2 separate regions of the Homo sapiens genome follow, and region 2 is linked to region 1. A link is a loop called in an ENCODE intact Hi-C map of the cell type or tissue named here. Cell type or tissue: sigmoid colon. All regions are shown on one strand.

Evidence for each region. Hi-C counts contacts between places; a loop is a spot of excess contacts. Peaks named below come from ENCODE experiments on the same cell type or tissue, not always from the same donor. Only the 100,000 strongest peaks of a DNase experiment are listed, where the experiment ranks them.
Region 2: it touches region 1 in a loop (3-fold over the local background); 2 of 110 quality-filtered maps call a loop at or near these places.

What each region holds. Positions count from the first base shown.
Region 1 is chr11:95,645,999-95,648,498 of GRCh38, forward strand. No RefSeq gene overlaps it. Among named protein-coding and RNA genes, the nearest start is that of FAM76B, 140 kb to the right of the region's middle. In sigmoid colon, no CTCF peak of the experiment used is centred here; a DNase peak (open chromatin) is centred at 1,513; H3K4me3 peaks cover 583 bases.
Region 2 is chr11:95,511,362-95,513,861 of GRCh38, forward strand. No RefSeq gene overlaps it. Among named protein-coding and RNA genes, the nearest start is that of FAM76B, 280 kb to the right of the region's middle. In sigmoid colon, no CTCF peak of the experiment used is centred here; DNase peaks (open chromatin) are centred at 1,030 and 1,480; H3K27ac peaks cover 446 bases.

The sequences.
Region 1 (2,500 bases):
CTCTCTCTCTCTCTTTCTCTCTCAGCCCTTCTGCCTTTTACCATGGGATGATACAGCAAGAAGGTCCTCACAAGATGCTGGCCACTTGATCTTGGACTTTCCAGCCTCCAGAATTGTAAGCAATACAATTCTGCTTATTATAAATCACCCAGTCCCAGGTATTCTGTTATAACAGCAAACATGAACTAAGGCAATTACCTTCTGAGAGAAAAATAAAATGAACACACTGTCTCAAAGCTGGTTTATATAAGTTTGCTTTAAAAACTAAGACACAGGCTGGCAAGCACTAGTTATAAGCAGATTTAGAGTATAAGCATATTCAGAGAAACATACACCAATCAGAAAGGGACTGTTCAGAAAAGAAAATATTTTAAAAAAAAGATGACACAGAAGCAAATTTGGCTGTGCTCACTCAACCCCTGTCTAGAAGAGAGGGCCCCTTGGTTTGTGAAGAGTATTAGGTCTCTGTGCCAAGTGTGCACCCCTGAAAACAGATGGCTGCCTCAGTCCATCATGTTCTGATCTAACTAGACAGGCAACTTATCTAACTCTCCTGATTCTGATTACATGTCCACCATGTAACATTCTTATCACAAATGACTATAGGGAGGGAATGCACTAATCAGCAACCAAGAGCTCTTTATCTGCTTAATATACTTATATTCTCATCATAAATTCATTGATCGTTTTTCTAGTTTAATTTGAACCATGCACCATCTTTCCATCTGATTAACACTCACCCCATACGAGCTCCAGGAGCCATGGGTTCTTTGTCTTAAAGGGAAGGATTTTTGCCAACTGTTAGTTGTCTGGGAGTGGTCATAATTCTCACCAGAGCACTTGTCTTGCCCACAAAATGGTTGGGATTATTTTAGAGGCTTCTGGAACTGTCTGGGATCGTGTTTATGTGCCACTAGGTCTACTTGGTTTTGAGCTAGCTCCCATTTTTTTCTCACCAGAAACCCCAAGCCCTGCTCTTTCAAAAAACCCCGTTCTCCCATCTGCTAAGAAGCACACATTACTAAGTAAACACCAAGGAAAGAGAGACTTACTCGTGAATAGAAAATTAAAACATGAAAAAGAATGGGCTAGAAATTAAAGAGAACAGCCTAAGGAGGGCTTGTCTCATGAAGAAACAGGGAGACCAAATTACCTGAGCCCTAGTTTCTATTCCAGCTCAGCCCTGTGCAACCACCTTTGTAGCCTGGCAGAACTACTAAGGTCAGTGATGATCAAATTTTATGTGTGTCCTGGCTAATAAAAATACTAGTACTCATAACACTAGTGTTTACTTTTAATTAAATTATTTTTATCATAATGCTATTTAAATAGAAGTGCAAACATAAACCTAGGTATAAATTTCTTATGCGCACCCAACTATGAACTTACAGAACCAATATAATTCACATTACCTCTATTAATTTAATGTGACAGAGGATGTTACTTGCTGAAATAAAAATCACTCCTTTCTCTGTGACCATGGTCCTGAATGCCAGAGCAGGAATGTTTTTGGTTTGGCAGCCTATGCTACTGTGTGCTTGAGAGAACTTAATGTTCCCATCACAGTTCTTTATTTAAGTTACTGTGAAACTTTTACTCATAGCTTGCATCATGATGCCATTGGCCTTCCCTAATATATTATTTTTTTCTCTGTTCTTTTCCTTTCCACTTGAGGCCAATAAAGTTGTAAACACAAAAGCCAACTCCAACACAGAAATTATGTGGCAGTACTAAGGTAGGCATTTGATGACTTAGAATGTATTTACATTAATGTGCTAAAAGTTAAACACAAATTTAAGTTTAATTACTGTGGAGAACCTACACACGCTAGTTTAAGTAAATGGTAAATCTAGTCCCTTGACTGAGCATCATGTCAGGCTTTCACTCCCTCCTTCTAATGCACATGAAATATGTAAGACATAAAATCAATGTTTCCTTTCTGCTCTCAGCTCACAAAATGGTTGAGGCAACCTTATGCCTTTTTCTTTCATTTTGCACTCCGCAACTCTGAGCTTCTATTTGAGCAAGGTTATGTAAGTTGTCTGGGGAATATTCGTGGATCCCTCTTCTCAAGGAAAGCTGAAAACTGGAAGAGAATGAGATTTGCATCCTAGTGCCTATTCTTTAGTTTTGTAAAAGAGCAACAGCCTATCATTAATGGAGCAGAACAGCAGACAGGACTGGAAAAATTCCCCAACTGTTTATTTTTCCCTACTCATGCCTGCTAAAGCAGAACTTAAACCTCCCTTTGCATTCTACTCCATTTTCCCCTTCCCTTGGAATGTGAAGTCTACTTTTAGGATGGAAGAAAATAAACATTAAAATTTTACAAACTGGAAGCATTGGTTACAAGAGCTTCTGGCATATCTGCATCAGTTTTCCATTTAATCAAATAACTTAGGAGTGGAGTAGGGCACTAACAATGTTCCAAAAGACCAATAAGCCCTATTTCCCCAAATGCCCACTGATTAAAAATGCCACCTTTATCATATATAAATCT
Region 2 (2,500 bases), 130 kb before region 1:
TCCTATTCATTTTGTTGTGTGAGGCTGTTTTGCTTTTTGAAAATATATCCTTTTAATAGGGTCTCTGAAAAAAAGAGGCAATAGACACATAGGAATATTCAGCAATCCAGAATGTGAATCACATAGATCTCCAGTTATTTCTCTTGTACACCTAGATGAGGTTAATGACTGGAAGGTTCTTTTACTCAGAAATGTATGATATCAACAAAGCTTGAAGTGATTGGACTCATCCTGGAATAGGTTACTTAAAAAAAAATTTCGTGATCATCCATGTCCTCTAAAATGCAGATCATAATAGCTGCCTTTGATGATTTTTATGAGAATTTAACGATAACATAAATGTATGAACTTGCCCAGCATAATACCTAGATCACAGAAAGAACTAAACTGTTATCAGTTCTTGCTCCTCTCCCTTGTCACCTGCGAAGTATGAGTGCTGGCTGAAATAACTCGATTGTCTTTTAAATTGAAGCATTTTATATCATCTCACCCCCACTCCTAGTAGCAGCTGAAGATCTCACATGCGCTTTGTATAGATTCTTACAGGGCGCTCTTCTAGGGATTTGAATGTTGGGGCTGCTGATTCCTTTTTGGTTATTGTAAGTTGTAGACTAAAGAAAATAGCTCACTCAATGGGTTTTGGTTATTGTAATTTCTTTCTTCTTCTTTATGATTATTATTAATATTACTATTATTTTGTCTCTACCACTTGAGCTCCAGTTAGGCAATGGAAGGAAATGCTCTCTCCAAATTTTGTGCAGTAAATGGATTTTGAAATCACTGGTTTTAGAAATTTCTTTTAATAGACTTCAATTAATTGCTTCATTTAGAAGGAGTTAGTAACCACTGAGTCCAAGTGATGAAAGAAGGAGCAATGATCTTGTGGTTCCAGAGGTAACTCCAGCCTGGAGGACACAGTGCTTAGCATCAGCTCATGAATCAAGAATGAACTCCATACTGTAACTAAGCCCAGAAACGTTATCCCGAGCCAGGGCTTAGTTGACACATGCTCTGGGCATCATTAGCTGGTTAGGTCTTGCAGAAATATGAGGATCATGGCCAGGCAGAGACCTTTCAAATGATTCATTTATTCCCAAAGCCATCTTTGGCTGAGGCTCCGCAGTGTAGGGAAGCAGTGTGATGGGTTAGGATGAGCGAAGCATAGGAATAGTGACCTCAACCTTACCCTTAGCTTTTGTTTCTTTAGGTGAATTACCTCATCTCTCTAAATCTTGGTTTCTTCATGTGAAAAAAGTGAGAAATAATATTTACCAGGTAGGACTGTGACAAAGATTGAATTTTAAAGTGCACAGCAGTGTGCTTAGCACATAGTAGATTCTCAGTATATATTAGTTGCTGCCCTGTTTACCCTGTACGTTTCTAGCTTTTCCTATAAGGAAACAAGACAATGATTACTAGACTAGCCAGGGCTGTCTGTGTAAACACTGAGGAGCCCAGGCGTTGTTTGGCTGGATCTCAGAAAAACTTGCACTGCTCACGACTGGTGACTCATGAAAATGATGGGCCTTGGAAGATAGGAGCACAAATTTAGAACTGGGAGAATTGTAAAGTGGATTAAAGCTATTTACAAAACAGTGGCATTGTGCAATCAATGATCTTTGAGTTTTAATTTCTGAACAAATACATAGGACCCAAAGTTTTGTTTAAGGCATTACGAAATCATAATTATTTTTCTTTGATCCCACAGAAATAGCAACTCTTTTCTTTTCTTTCTTTCTTTTTTTTTTAAGATTGAAGATTTTTCTTGACATTGAGGAGATGAGGAAAGAAAGCTTTCTCTGCATATTTAATTTACAGGGCATTTATCCCTTCTCTGGCTGATGACCTAAAACCAAACAAATCATTATAAAAACTAGAAGAAGGAAAAAAAAAAAGATAGCAGGTTTGTGAGAAAGGGTCTTTAAGCCTAGTTAGGGAAGACATCCAGAAGAGAATCGACTCAGACAAATACAAATACTAGAATTCGAAGGGCATAAGAACTGTGAGTGGCTGAACCATTTTCCCATCCCCTGCCAGGATGTCTGAGAGGAACTTTTCAAGATAAACAGGCCTAGTACCCCGAAGGGCATTTTTTGATGCTAATAGATTTCAAAGGCTGTTTTGAAGAGGTTGTGGGGCAGGACAGTACTCAGGCATATCCAAATTATTCTTTGCATTCTTAGCAAAGAAGTTGAGCAATTTTTTAAGTCAGTCTGCAGGAAGCTCAGAATGGGTATACTGATATATTTTAGAGGTTTTCAACTCACAATGCACTTTTCAGTTGCATGAAGAGTTCACCTACTGAGTTGATTCGAGAAGGAAAAAAGCCACATCCCCACTTACTCCCCATATTCCAAGTTGAAAACATGTCTCTTTTACTCACTTAACTCTGCAAATCTGAAAATCTGCTGCTGTGGATTAATTTGTTGGACTCAAGATTTTGCTCCCTGTGGAGATTCCAAATCTTGTCATGAGCCAGTTCACCATTTTTATTACAGTT